2 separate regions of the Mus musculus genome follow, and region 2 is linked to region 1. Evidence: chromatin contacts called from ENCODE POLR2A ChIA-PET data. All regions are on one chromosome and are shown on one strand. Each heading gives the region's core, a stretch centred on a gene start or an enhancer-like site at or near the end of the contact. The rest is flanking DNA. Distances are from core to core; before and after follow the strand shown. Region 1 overlaps Copz2 (coatomer protein complex, subunit zeta 2). Region 2 overlaps Pnpo (pyridoxine 5'-phosphate oxidase).

Evidence for each region. ChIA-PET counts read pairs that join two places held with the same protein, here RNA polymerase II (POLR2A).
Region 2: POLR2A ChIA-PET joins it to region 1 with 10 read pairs in Patski. The contact joins two enhancer-like sites. POLR2A ChIA-PET finds 5 or more read pairs at or near these places in 2 of 5 experiments (Patski and embryonic stem cell).

What each region holds. Positions count from the first base shown.
Region 1 is chr11:96,856,720-96,864,042 of GRCm38, forward strand. Copz2 (coatomer protein complex, subunit zeta 2) reads left to right here. Exons shown (of 9, transcript NM_019877.2): 7 at 1-4; 8 at 834-872; 9 at 4,144-4,484. The coding sequence ends at 4,191. It overlaps Gm11523 (a long non-coding RNA gene), which reads right to left. Exons shown (of 4, transcript XR_880183.2): 3 at 7,114-7,323; 4 at 5,723-6,852. Among named protein-coding and RNA genes, the nearest start is that of Mir152, 10 kb to the left of the region's middle. Within about 2 kb of position 4,992, at least 3 of the 3 ENCODE cell types and tissues checked have a DNase peak (open chromatin) inside an H3K27ac peak, as active enhancers do.
Region 2 is chr11:96,934,428-96,942,105 of GRCm38, forward strand. It overlaps Pnpo (pyridoxine 5'-phosphate oxidase), which reads right to left. Exons shown (of 7, transcript NM_134021.2): 3 at 6,429-6,528; 4 at 5,589-5,642; 5 at 5,221-5,349; 6 at 4,828-4,898; 7 at 3,389-4,656. The coding sequence ends at 4,488. It overlaps Prr15l (proline rich 15-like), which reads left to right. Exons shown (of 3, transcript NM_146026.2): 3 at 88-1,221. The coding sequence starts at 119. The coding sequence ends at 421. Among named protein-coding and RNA genes, the nearest start is that of Pnpo, 5.8 kb to the right of the region's middle. Within about 2 kb of position 3,509, at least 1 of the 3 ENCODE cell types and tissues checked has a DNase peak (open chromatin) inside an H3K27ac peak, as active enhancers do.

The DNA.
Region 1 (7,323 bases), core at 3,742-6,241:
TAGGGTAAGCCTTTGTGTTCCCCTTCGCCATCTTTCCCAGACTGTCTTTCCTGCCTTCCCTACTCTTGACCTTCCAGGGCACCAGGCTGTCAGGGCTCAGCTGATGGGAGCCCAGCTACTCAGACGTCTAAGAGGAAAGCTTCCAGTTCATTCTCCATAGAAACAAAACCAAAATAGCCCCTTCTCATCCTCTAGTGAGAGGCTTGGATGGACGAGTAACTGAGCTCTCAAAATGACTCCAGCGGGGCTGGAGAGATGGCTCAGTGGTTAAGAGCACCGACTGCTCTTCCAAATGGTCCTGAGTTCAAATCCTAGCAACCACATGGTGGCTCACAACCACCAATAATGATATCTGATGCCCCCTTCTGGTGTGTCTGAAGACAGCTACAGTGTACTTACATATAATAATAAATAAATCTTTAAAAAAAATGACTCCAGGGACAGCCTTGGGACCTGGGCTGTGCTGAGGCTGTGGTACACTCTTCCGGTTGGCCTTTTTATGTCTGCAATCTGGGTGACACCTTTTCCCTACTTTATTTCCCTTCGTGCAAACAGAAGGGTCCCAGCTTTGTTAAGGGTGCCACTCAGTGGTAAAACACTTAGCTAGCATGTGAGACCCTGGGTTTAATTCCCAGCAATGGAGGATGGGTGGGGGTGGGGGGTCCTGGCTTCCAAATGACAGGCTGCAGGACCTCTGTCTACTAGGCAGCGATAACCGTGCAGTTCTGGATCATGTTAACTACCACACCCTCGCCCTGCAAGGCAAGGTCACGTCTCTAGTTCAACAGCTCCTTTCTGCTCTGACTTGACTTTGTGATTCTCCTTTCCCGCAGACTGATGACAGTGGCCTAACAGAACAGAGTGTGGCCCAGGTAAGCCTCATGCATCTGCTTTGGCCAGAAACAGGCTAAAGGTCAGGGAGAGCCCAGTGCCCCAGGGGAGAGAGTCAGAGTTAGGAAACCAGAGGTGTGGGGCAAGGGATGAACTGGTGACTCAGAGCCAGCCATTGGAGGCTGCTGAGCTCTTGGCAACTGGGCAGTGAGAGATGGGTGGGCAAATTCCCGCCTGCTCACCTCATCTCCTACCCTAAACGAGCTACCCTGGTGATGCCAGGTTACTTGTTACCCAAGGCAACGTGGAGGCTCAGATCCCTCATATTCCCTCCAACCTGGACGGGTAATCCATGTGGGGCCATGCTGGGATAGTTAAGGGCCTTATCACCTTATCATAAGATCCGAACTCATCACATCTGCCCTTGGTAGCTTGGCTGTTGAAAAGAAGCCGACCACACGGCTGCACAGCCTTGAGATGCATGCAGAATACAGCGGCGCAGTGTGTGTGTGTGTGAGTGTGTGTGTGTCCGTCCGTCCGTCCTGGTTACTGTTAGCAGATTGATTCCCCAGCTTCACAGACTTCCTGACAGTCAAGCCTAATGGTTTGACCTCCTATGCTCTGTCAGACTTACTCCGTTTCTAAGAAGTTTTCTTCCCTGGCATAAGCTAGTCCTAACATGGTAGCCCTGCAGAGATGGGCCTTTGTCATCAGTGGGGAACACCAGATGTGAGACCCACTTCCCTACGCTGTCCTCAGCACCCCACCTGCCCTGTGGCCCCCCATGTTTCCTCATGTTCTGCTGGAAAAGAATGTGGCTGCGTGCTGGCTTTCAGAGTGGAAGTAGATTGAGAAGAGCCAGGAGTAGTGGCTCACGCCTTCAGTCTCAGCACTTGGGAGGTTGAGGCCACATGATTTCAGGTTCAAGGGCAGCCTGAGCTACACTGTGAGTTTCTGTGTAGGCAGGGATGTAGCAGGAGACTTTATGTAAAATCAAATAGCATAAAATAAACCAACCTGGGCATGGTGATGCACACCTGTAATCTCAGCACTTGGGAGGTGTACAGGAGGATTAATAGTTCAAAGTCATAACAAGTTTGAAGCCAGAGTGATCTACATGAGAGCTTGTCTTAAAGCAACAGTAATAAGCGGTCCATTGAGATGTCTCAGCAAGTAGAGGCACCTGCCTCCGAGCCTGATGGGCTGAGTCTGACCGAGATAAGAGAGCTGACCCCCTAAAAGTGTTTGCTGACCTCCACATAAACACACAAAAGTAAATACATGAAATACATATTAAACATTATTTTTTTTAAAATATTCATTTATTTTATTTATATGAGTACACTGAAGCTGTCTTCAGACACACCAGAAGCATCAGATCCTATTACAGATGGTTGTGAGCCGCCATGTGGTTGCTGGGAATTGAACTCAGGACCTCTGGAAGAGCAGCCAGTGCTCTTAACCACTGAGCCACCTCTCCAGCCCCATATTAAACATTCTATAAGGGGAGTGTTGATGAGCAGAGAAGAGAAGAACAGCTGGGGAGGGCTAACTGCATGGCTCAGTGGTTACGAGCACTCACTGCTCTTGCAGAGGACCCGGGTTCAATTCCAAGCATACACATGGTGGCTCACAACCATTTGTAACACTAGTTCTAGGGAATACTGGTGTCTTCTGCAGGCACCAGGCACACATGTGGTAAGCAGACATACAGACAGACAAAACACCTATGCACATACAAAGTTAAAAGAGAAGAATACAAGCCGGGCGGGGTGGCGCACGCCTTTAATCCCAGCACTCGGGAGGCAGAGGCAGGCGGATTTCTGAGTTCTAGGCCAGCCTGGTCTACAGAGTGAGTTCCAGGACAGCCAGGGCTACACAGAAACCCTGTCTCGGGAAAAAGAGAGAGAGAGAGAGAGAGAGAGAGAGAGAGAGAGAGAGAGAGAGAGAGAGAGAGAGAACACAGCTGGAATGGGAGGCGAAGCCCTGGGTGTGGCTCCAGGCACTTCACCGCATGGTGGGGCAGTGCATGCTCCTGATGCAGCGCTTCCAGTTTGGAGGCTGGGGCATCAAAGAACGAGACTGTTTCAAAACCAAACACAAGCCAGACAGTGGTAGAACACTTTAATTCCAGCACTCGAGAGGCAGAGGCAGGTGAATTTCTAAGTTCGAGGCCAGCCTGGGCTACAGAGCGAGTTCCAGGACAGCCAAGGCTACACAGAGAAACCCTGTCTCGAAAAACCAAAACCAAAACCAAAACAAAACCAAACCACTACTGCTACTCCCACCCCCTAGTATTCATTTGAGTCATCCTAAGCTTTTACTTTGCCAACAAAAACTGAATGGCAAGTTACTCAGCACCTCTAGGGCTCTAGAATAGAATTTACCTGGTAGAGTTATATTAATTACATGATTGGCCATGCTGCCAAACCTGGAAAATTAAGTTGTACATCCTCAGGAAACAATTCCTCTCTTTCTAAATGAGCAAGCAACAAATAAAGACTGGTAGGGCCTTGTTATGTAGCCCAGGCTGGCCTTGAAGCCCTTATCTCTCCTGCCTCATATTCCCAGGGCCTGAAATTATAGGCACCACACATGAGGATTAGTGGAAATCTTAAAGAAACACAAAAGTTATAGGGACACAAAATGAAACGTGGAGAGAGAGAGGTTCCTTAGCAGAGATTCAAGAACTTCACTGTCCCCAGCAAAGAGGGAGATTCCAAGAGAGGAGGACATACACAGTGCGGGGTGGACATTTTGGAGGAGGCTTTATGCCCAGAGAGACAGTCTGAGTATCCCGAGTCCCCCCTCATGTGTTGGCATCACGTGTGCACATTGGCACAGATACGGGCACACACTGGACTGAGATGTTTTTTCTTGGTAGTAGGAGCACACACACATACACACACCTGACAGCTTTGTCACATCAGCAAATGGGATGGGGTGCTGAGAACACACCCCATCAAAACCAGCATCACAAGTTTATTACGGTGTCAAGTGTCTGAGCACAGGCGTGGTTGAGCCTGGGCCCAGTCTCTGCCTGCCTGATGGCGCGGTGAGGAGGCACTATTACTGTGGCCTGATATGGCTTAGGGGAGGCAGGGGCTACCGCCTCACCCACAGTTGGACAGGCTTGGGAGGCAGCCAGCTGGGTTGCAGCCCTCTGGACCTGCCCTAGCCTCCAAAACCTCATCTCATTAAAGAAGAGGCAAGCTGCTGCCATCTAGTGGCCAGGGCTGGAGAGGCGCCCTTGTCGACCTCCAATCACTGACATTCTCAAATATTTCTCCCAACCTCCTACTCTCACTTCAGGTTCTTCAGTCAGCCAAGGAACAGATTAAATGGTCGCTATTGAAATGAAGACCTTGGAATCAAGGCTCCTTCCCCAGAGAACTTTTGCCAGTCCCCGCGTAAGCCCCAAGATCTCAAGACGCAAGAGAGACCACTCTGCCTTCTCAGGCCTCTCTCAGAACTGATCCCTGAGGTCTCCTGCCAGGGATTCTGAGACGCAAAAGCTTGACCCCAGCTCCCTCACCCCTACTCAGCATCCTAACCTGGCCTTGGGGCCATGGGAACCAGCAAAGTTGCCTCCCCTCGGACCTCTGACATCCTCAGTCCTAGGCCTTAATAAACTTACATTTTTCCCCCCCAAAGACCTCCTTTCTTGACTTTGAAGTGTGTGTGTGTGTGTGTGTGTGTGTGTGTGTGTGTGTGGTGTACGTGCGCGTGTACACTACACCTGTGAATGAGGTCAGAGTGGGTCAAGGGAAAGGGTTGTGTTTAACACGAGGGGTGCAACACTGATACCCTGGTGTTGCATGAGTAGTTGAGCGGTTAAACACGACGGTGTGGCATGGTAAGAGTCATAGTAACAGGAATAATATTCTTCCAGGAAAAGGAGAGTGAAGATGGCTTCTCCATTTTGTCTGTGCAGTACCCACAGGGAGGCTCCGCTAGGGATTCCTTGAGTCGTTTTTTCCATTCTAGGCTCCAGAAAGGAAGGGAGTCAGGCTTACTCTGACAAACCCAGGAACTGTTTGGCTATTTTTCTTGGCGCGCCTGGGACCGCGGAATTCTTATCTTGGCATAGATCCTGGGCAGTAGAGCTCTATAATTTGCTGTCTCTATCTGGGGGCGAGAAGGCACCGAGTGGTGGCCACTGCGCGTGTGTGTAGAGCATCCGTGTACCTACGAGGAGGCGAAGGACGGGGGTCGGGGGAGGGACGGACAGGGGTGTCTAGAGAGGCGACAGACGGAAGGAGATTCACGGCGACACATCTCAAGGATGGAGATGAATAAACTTTCTGAGCATCCCGAACCCCCTTCCTACCCTAGTCCCAATCTCTGAACTTTCTCTCGGTTTTTCCTGTGACCCATACGCTTTCGGCGTCTCCACGCCGCGGACTCTTCTTTGGCAGCGTGGGGTGTCATCTTCTTGGATCCCTGGAGGTTTTCAGCGGCTCCCACGCTCCGCCCCGGCCCCGCCTCTCACAGGAGCATCGCGCAGCAGGAAGCTCCGCCCCCTCACCACATCCGTGGTCCTAGAGCGCCACCTGGAGGTACTACGGGCACACCTCAGGGTCCTGGGCCTCGATAACTCCGCCCCTGAGGTGGAACCGACCCTCCTCCCGGTGTTTCTCACTGATCTCTGACACCAGAGCCAGTGCGTTGCCCTGGCAACCATCACGCGTGACTTCCCGCGACTTCTCTCCCAACGCAGAGCTTTTTGGCAGCCGCCGTAATAAAAATAGTGGTGAGCCTTGGATCTTAATAAAAGCCTGTCCCGGTGGTTGTCATTTCCAGGCCGTGAGTGTGGGAGATCAGCCTAGGTTGCGTGAGACACTATCTCAAAACAAAACAAAACAAAACAAAACAAAACAGATATTTATACTGAATTTGACTACGTCTGTAATTAGAGAACTCTACGAAGATACGGGGATGATTATCTACTCATTGTAAACGCTTACTATAGTGTCTTTCTAGAGTCGCTGTGCACACAGCCCAGAGTTGCAAAAAGGCAATCCTGAGAGAGGGGGAAGGTGGCACAATAAAATTGTGCAGTTCAGGGGCCAGTGTGGTGACGGAAAAGACATTCTTTGGATTATTTCTCAAATATTCAGCCACCCGTAGCACTTGGCTCCACCATGGATGGAGCCAAGGCCCGGAGGAGTAAACTGCCTCCTGGCAACCCGGCCTGACCTGACTTGGTCCTGCAATTTCAGTTGTGCGAGGACGGGAATGGGAAGCATCAGGCAGAAGCTAGGAGCTCCAGGAAGGCTGGCTCACACAACTCTCTGAACTACACGATACTGTCCACATTCTATTAAGGGATACACCGAGACCCTGAAAGTTTCGAATATACAAGTATATCGCAGCTTCCGCTCGATAGGGGATAGAAAACTCCTCATTATACTACAATATCTGAATTCCTTACTCGCACTTGGTCCTCACAGGGTGTGGAACACACAAGCCTATAATCTCGTCTCTTGAGAGGTGGAGGCTGGAGAATCAGAAGTTGAAAGTCATTTTCTAACTATTTACTGTGTTTGAGACCAGCCTAGGCTACAGATGGTTAAAGGTAACAAGAAAGTGTTCCTTGACTTGCTATGGCTAAAGGCTACTACCCTGATCCCATAGGGAGGGATTAGCAAAGCAGCGACTGGGGGGTTGCGTTGAGCTGAGCTCCCATAGTGGTGATGACCCCAAGTCTGCAGGTCCAGTCTTCTGGCTATTGCGTCTCCCTGCCCCCCTCGCTTTCTGCATCCAGGTGGAGCCGCCTAGACAGCAGGCCTGGCTGACAGCCCGGAGCCCTGGCCGCTGCACCAGCTTTTCCGAGATGAGAGCCTCATCATCGTGGCCACTGGCCGGAGCCTGAGGGATTTCGGGAAGGGCGTCCGCAGTTCTGAGCCAGGGCTTGCCTTCCCGAGTCTGCCCACCCCTGGCATCCTTCCTTGTCTTGCCCATCGCACCCAGCAGCTTCGAAGAGTGTGCGGGAAAGGATCCTTAGGGCCACTCTTTTCCCTGCAACAGAGTAAGAACCGGATCAGAAATCAAGACCTCAGGAATGTGGGCTCACCCAGCCCGAGGGCACAGGAGGAAATACAAACTCAAGAACTTGTTAACTTATTACAGGGACGTGCCAGACACAACACACACCACACACACACACACACACACACACACACACACACACACACACACACACACACACAGAGGCACGCTCCTCCTGCTTTCCTCCAATTGGCTGGCAAGAAAGGCAGGGCATGTGGGATTGGTTCTCACCCCGACACTGATGGATGGCTCCCTGTGACTGGATCATTGTCGGCTGTCAGGAGGAGTGGGAGGCGACACCCGTGCTCTTCTCAGGGCCTCAAACATTGGTAGAGCCAGCCAGGCCTGGAGAGAGAAATGGGCAGAGCAGCCTGCCCAAAGGTCCGAGTTTCTTTGCCCTCAACCTCTTTGAAACACACTGTGAAGCGATGTGCTTTCTGG
Region 2 (7,678 bases), core at 2,259-4,758, 76 kb after region 1:
AGTGCACTTGCCTCTGTCTCTATGAAGGAGCCTAGATAGGGCTGGCCCAGTTTCACCCACTGACTTTGTGTCTTCCATTTGGTCCAGCAGAAAGCTCTGCCTGGGTTTAGGGACCGCCATGACTGAAGTTGGTTGGTGGAAGCTGACCTTCCTCCGGAAAAAAAAATCCACTCCCAAAGTGCTCTACGAAATCCCGGACACCTACGCCCAAACAGAGGGAGGTGCAGAGCCCCCAGGACCTGACGCAGGAGACCCTCACAGCGACTTTAACAGCCGTCTGGAAAAGATTGTGGATAAGAACACTAAAGGCAAGCATGTCAAGGTCTCCAACTCAGGCCGCTTCAAAGAGAAGAAAAAAGTTCGGGCCATGTTGGCAGAGAACCCCAACCTCTTTGATGACAGAGAGAACAAAGGACAATGAAAGCGGCCGAAGAGAACCATAGCGCTGCCCTGCTCCCTGCCACTGGTGGGGTCCGAGGCAGGAGCTTGCCACGCTGGCCTCTTTGGTCACAGCCACTTGGCGGTTGATCCCTGCTGGCAGGAACACCCGGTTCTTAGGTTTGTATTTATGTGCCCCAGCTTTACGAAGAGCCTCCTCCTCCTATGATCACATACTCTGGTCCAGCGTGAAAACTGTGACCTAGAAGTGCTGCTGTCCTTGACACAGTGGCTTGCCTCACAGGGAGGTGGCACAGCAGAGAATAGACAGAGAGCAGGACGGACTCCACCCTCTCCCCAGGCAACAGGGAGAAGGGTGAATTTGATTCGCTGCATCCTCTACTTTCTCTACCGTGTGACTGTTGCCTGGGCCAATCCAGGGAGAGCAATGTTTCCGGAAGTCACGTGACCGTGGTTTCCTTGGTGCCAGAGGCGGAGTTCTTAAGCTTGAGATCGCCTCTTAATTCAAGGAGTAAACTTCCTGGAACTTTGCTCCCAGGAGTGGAGGGGCAAGGGACACGCGTACTCCCCGGGGTGCTACTGAAGGCTAGCCCAGAAATACTCCTGACCTTGACCACCACTTGTGTGGGTGCTGAATTACATAACCCCAAAGAGAGGCCTCCCTGACCGGCCCAAGGGTCCAAACTGGAGGAGTGGATGCGGGTTTCTCCCGACTCCTTCCCTGATAGTATTTAAGACAGATGAGCACCAGGAGTGAATCCTGGAGCCTTGGATTTTGTTGGAAAAGTAGGTTTTACTTAGGAATAAACAAGGCTGCAGAAACCACGGTCTTATTTATACACTTGCCTCACACGAATGCAGGTAGATGGTTCCCACGAGTGAAGTGGACCTTTGGGCCCTTCAAACTTCAGGAAGGAGCCCCTACGTGTGACAGTGTTGGGCTGTGTCAGTAACGCCATCATCAAACAAGGCTTCTAACGGCAAGGGAGAAAGGAAGGCGAAAGATGACCCCTGGACAACAGAGAGGCCAAGGGGGGCTCTAAGAGTTGGGGCAGACCTTTGGTCACAGACCCAAAGTCTCCAACATTCTCAGTGGTTCAGTTTGGGACCACGATTTAAATTCTGGTGCCACCTTGATGAGTTTGGTAACGTTTCAAAGAGAGATGTCTCTGAAGTCAGGTCTGAGAGCAAATCCCTGGAACCTCGGCTCTTTGCTGAGTGAGACAGGATTGCAGGTTCAAAGGTTGGCCTGGGTTATACAGCAAGGCCCTACCTCAAGAAACACGCCCAGAGCTCCTCGGGGCTGTAGACCTTTTCTTACAGGATGCCCCCATCACGAGTGCTTTAGTTTAAGGACCAGGGAAGAGTTCTCACCCTGTAATGTTAAATCTCCTTCTTGCTTAAGCCACAGGACCTGAGAACTGGAAAGAAAACCAAACCAAACCAAACCAAACCAAAAAAACCCTCAGTCATCCAAATCTTTAGAGCTCATGTTGGGACCAGGGAAAGAGCAAGGTGGCTACTCTGCTGTGGTCCAGCAGCCTTTGGGTCAGCTCCTCAGAGTGTGCTGGGACACCCCACCCTAGGGAGCTGTTGCTGAGGAAGTTTATTGCCAAAACAAACACACCTACACAAGGAGACCTTTGTTAAGTGCCTCACCCAGGCCAGGGGAACTCAGGGGATAAGGGAGGCAGAGCAGGGGCTGAAGAGAAAGTAGGCTCAGCGCCCTGCCTTTACCTCGGCCTTTTCATCCCTTCCTTCTCCCCAGAACTTTCTAGATCTCACTAGTCATTCCGTTCATAAAGTCTCCCCAAAGGAGTTGAGGCATCCCTCAATCTTACAGCCTTGCTGTTAGCTACCATACCACATACACTATTTCTAACAGAGAGACTTTCTAGTCCCCCAGCCCCCATCACTGAGGCAGGTACTGCTGACAGCGCCATCTTCTCTTCTGGTCTGCCAGGGTCAGACATATCAGGCGCTTGGCTAACTCTGTTTAGCTCATCTGTCTGTATAAACCACAATGCCCTGCCCTGCCCACCCCAGCACCTTCTATTCTTGAATGTCTCTTGTGGTCTGTTGGTGTGGCATGGGCAGGAACAATCAGTTATCTTCTGTAGAATGGGACTGGGATGAGACAGGAAATTGTTTATGTTGTAGGCTACTGGGAGGTGACAGTCACCAAGGGGAATGTGCAGGCTCTGGAACCAATGGGAGAAAGCCAACTGGTTAGCCCAGGGGCTGGGTGTCCTCTAGGACCCACACTGTGGGTCCCTTTCACAAAAGCCCATCCCAAGATTACTTAACCCCAGGTAGGGAGTGAAGATAGATACTGGGCACAGATTCATTTGTTCTTTGATTTTTTTGAGACAGGAGCTCACACTGCAGCCCAGGCTGGCTTGGAACTCACTATGTAGCCCAGGCTGACCTCAAACTCACTACAATCGTCCCAATCCTGCCTTCCAAGTGTTGGGATTACAGGCGTGATCCATACCACTTGACTTCCATCTTACTCTACTGCTGAGCTGTAGCCCAGACACTTCCTTTCATGGGCTCCCTGGTCTCTAAGCTTTTTACATGTACCACCACAGTCCCAGAAAGATCTCTACAGGAATCTTTCAGGGAGACAGTGCATGTCCCCCCAAAACTGGAGGCCTGGATGGCTAGAGAGATTGAGCTGCCCCAGGGAGTCCCAAGCAAGGCAGCTGCACACTTTCAGGAGCCGCTAGGAGGAAGAACCGAGAGGGTAAATATGTGCAGGAGACGGGAGAGGCTCTGGTTATCAACCACAGTTTCACTGGGAAGCAACCCAAGCAGAGAAAGGGGGAGGCAGGGAGGCTGCCCGATACTGGCCTCCACTGCCCAGTAAAGGCCAACCCTAGCCACTGGGCTCCCCCTGCTGGACCCAAGCAGAAAAGTCCTGTAAATCCATTCCCTAACTGTCCTGTCTGCTGAGGTGCCTCACTGGGGCAGACAAAATGGAATCAAGTTAAACATTAATATCACACACGGCTGACAAGTTTTTATTACACCCTTGTGCACTGGCACTGACAGTTGGGATCACACTAAAGCCCGGGGGAGGGAGCACACACAACCCCCTAACAGCCATGGGGTATAACACTTCTCAACAACTCATCGGCTTATACTAATAAAGTCACAGTCCATGGCACATCAGCAAAAGGGGTGAGGTAGGTAAAGGTACCTGGCCGATGGCCACAGGGTCAATGTCCTTCCTGGACCCAGGCTGAAGTGGGGGATCAACACAGGACAAGGTTGCCTCGGGAGGAGCCTTTGTTAGTGACAGAGGCTGAAGCACACAGCCACAAAGTCAAAACAAGGCAAGTGTGTCCAGGGTGATAAGTTCAAGGCCAACCAGAACATATAATGATTTGTCTGAGTCACAGCAAACATGGCCTGGGCTGGCTCCTTTCCATGGCTGGGAAGCCTTTTGTCTATCTGCAGCCTGATTAATTTATTACTGGAAACAGCTCCCAAGCCAGGCTTCCCCCAAACCCAGGAGCAAAGTCAAGGGAACACTTAGGAGATCCTTTGCTATTTGTGATTCTCTACAACCCTACGGCACTTTGTTCCAGCCACTAACTGATTCGGAGTTCAGAGAACTTGGAGGGTGAGTCCCGGAGAGACGTAGGTAGAAGGGCTAAGAAAGGAAATGGCTTAGCTTAAAAACAAGAACTGGAGCTGGGCCTGGTGGCACAAGCCAAGAATCAACTACTCCAGGGACTGAGGCAAGAGGAACTCAAGGCCAACGCTTGCCTGGGATATAAACACAGTGAGTTCAGGGCTAACCTAGGGGAAGCAGAGACAGGGCCCCCCACGGCAGCTCCTGGAGCCAATCAGGCACTTCTCCAAACAGCTCAGGGGCCAGCAACTTAGTCTTAAAATAAAAGGTAAAGAGAGAGAAATGCTGGGACTCTCACTCAGTGGTACAGAGTTGCCGAGCCTGAGCAAGGTTTAAACCCAGCGCCACACACAGAGAAGGTAGACCGGGCTTCCATTCCCTTATTCCCATAACTGCTTTTCCCCACTCTCTGCCCCCTGGTGATTCCCCAACATTCTTGGGTCCAGTGTTAAGGTGCAAGTCTCTCATACACCCAGTCTTCCTCCCCGTGGTGGGTCATGGGTCCCAAAGGGGAGTCTCCTGTTGCCAGGCCTCGGCGGAAGACAATACGGTCATGGAGGCGGTTGGTTTGGCCTTGCCAAAACTCCATCACTTGGGGGTACAGGATGTAGCCACCCCTGCGGGAAGAAGCAGAGGTTTACTGCTCCCACCTCTCTCTCATCCCAAGCTCTTTTGCAAGACGTTCCTGGGATGCAGCTGAGGGCTTCTCAGAGAAGGCTATCCATGATTTCACAGACAGGGCCCCAGGGTCCCTTTCTGAATGGCCTGCAAGCATAGGTATCGCTTACCAGTATTCTGGCTTGGGTACCTCTTGGTCCTGGTAGAGCTGCCCCAGTTCCTCATTTTTCTTTCTCAGGTACTATTTAAAGAAGAAGACAGAGGAAGAGCCGGGCACAGGAAATGATGCACTTAAGGACTTACAAACCTAGGCTCTGGGGCAGGAGCCAGGCCAGGTGTTGGGGACAGAGGTGAGGGAAGTAGACCCCCCCCACCCCCACGGCACTGGTCAAGAGGAGAGCCAGAGAGAGGAGGTCCGTTTCCCATCATCCCCTGCTCTTCTCTCCTAGGGACATCATCCTTTTCTGCTAGTTTGACAAGACCCTGGCATCTCCTGGAGACAGCCTCTGGGGATGAACTCAGGGCCTGGCTCATGAAGAGGATTATACAGAGGTCCTACTTACCTCCCGGTCAGGGATCACAGAACTCTGGCGACTGACCACAGCCCCAATCTGGCTGCTCTTGGGGCGGGAATGGAAGTAGTTCTCGGCCTCCTTCTCTGGGAGTTTCTTCACAGGGCCTTCCACACGCACCTGTTGGTGGATGAACCTGGCTAGGTGATGCTTGACACTACTAAACCTTTCTGCTAGCCCAGGCCCAGTTTTTCCCTGTTCCATCAGCTGCCCCAACACTCCCAGGCCCATCTAGACTGAGAGCTGGGTGTGAAAGGCAGAGTGGCCAGGCCCAGGCAGAACATGATTCCTACATTCATTTATAAATTCACCCCTGCTCACCCAGCCCACCAGAAGTGGTTGTGGGGACGACCACTCACCTGACGGTTCAGGGGCTCCCAGTAGAAGACAAGAGAGGCAAAGGGATTAGAATCCTGGAAAGAAGAGAAAAGGTACTATCGAAACAGGAAATCGGTACTTCCTGCATGTAGGGGGAAGGCAGAAGATGGAGTAGGATACCATCAACAGGTGCATTCACGGTTACATCGCATTTAAACTCTCAAAGGTGAGCCTCCGGTGGCATAGCTGAAGACAGGCCCTCAGGGGTAGAGCTGGGTGTGAGCCAGGTTAACTCCAGTTAGAGGCTCGGCCATTCCAATCACCATCGTTGTAGTTTTGAATATTTCTGTTCTTGTTTTTGACACAGGGTCCCATTCTGTGCTCATTTGTGCTAATCCTCCTGCCTCAGCTTCCTGAATACTGGAGAGGTGTGAACTACCACACCCAGCTCACTCAGGGAGTTTTGACAGTCAATGTGACATGCACTCCGACTGGCTTAACAAATGCATATGAAATGCCAACTCCTGTGTACCTTAGAACAGGTGCTGGGAACAAAACAGATGAAATAAAAGTGGCAACCTTTGCTCCACAGAGCTTACAGTGTAGCAGGGGAGACAAGTGTCAATCATGTGATCATATAAACAAATGCATGGCCAGAAGCAAAAAAATTACATATATACATATATATGTGTATATGTAGGTTACCAGGTGGATGAGACCAGAAGGAACGGGTGCTGCTGAGTAGCAGATGTGGAGGTGGGTGTGGCTTATTCATTCACAGTGCCCAGGCCTGGAAGCAGGAGGGAGCCCGAGCAGGGGTGGTGTAAGCCAGGGCTTAGGCTAGCCCTGTCCGTCCTGGAAGGATTCACCCTGACCCTCACCAGCTCTTTTCCCTTCCGGCTCTCGTAGTTAGTGAAGAAGCGGAAGCCGTCTTTGCCAAAGCCCTTCAGCAGCAGCATCCGGGCAGAGGGTTTTCCGTCTCTAGGGGGCACACAGCAGAGCACCAGGTCAGAACCCAACCCACTGTTCTCACCCCGGAGCAACCCCTCTAGCCATGCCCAGCCACGCCCCAGCCATGCCCCCCTTATGGAGGCAAATGTCAATGGTGTAAATCATATAGACAAATGCATAGACATAAACTGAAAGAGAAAGACGGCAGAGAGTCAAGTTGTGGGCTCCGATGCCATCAAACAGTGCCCTTAGGAACCTGTCCAGGAGGTATAAGTGTGATTCCACTGTCTGGGGGCTCTTTGTGGCTCAATCAGTACCCCCCTTAAGGGATGTATGGCACACTGCCCTAACCACCGTGTGACTGTTTTTGGAAGATAAGAGGTTTTAGGAAGGCAATTAAGATTAAATGTAGTCCATGGGGTAGGACTCTCTCGAATCCAGTAAGACTGGTGTCTTTGTAAGAAGAGAGAGAAAGAGAGACAAGACAGAGTGGGGGCTCTCTCAAAGGTCACATGAAGACACGGTAAGGGGGTGGCTAGCTTCAGAGGCATCACCAGACACCGCCCCTGACAACCACTTGCTCTCAGACTTCTAGCCTCCAGAAGTATAAACAGTAAACCCCTGTTGCCTATAGTACTTTGCTCCGACATTGATGAAAACCGTGCACTGCTGGGAGAGACTGGACCGCCAACACACTGAACTAATGCATCACGCAGAGAAGCAATGGTGGACGGCCCTCTGCTCAGAGCTCTGAGTAACACTGAGGGTGTCAAAGCCCCATCTTGATGCCTGGTGCTTTAGTGAGAAGGGACAAGAGGAGCTGAATAAGGAGGCTGACCTTAGAGATTTCTCACAGGGTATGACTGCTTGGTAATTCCCATGCTGGGTTTCAAGAGAGGGAATAAGGGGGCTGGAGAGATGGCTCAGCGGTTAAGAGTGCCAACTGCTCTTCTGAAGGTTGTGAGTTCAAATCCCAGCAACCACATGGTGGCTCACAACCATCTGTAATGAGATCTGATGCCCTCTTCTGGGGTGTCTGAAGACAGCTACAGTGTACTTACATATAATAAATAAATAAATCCTTAAAAGAGAGAGAGAGAGAGAGAGAGAGAGAGAGAGAGAGAGAGAGAGAGAGAGAGAGAATAGGGCCTCAGGGCCAGTCCCAGCAGATATAGCTCCA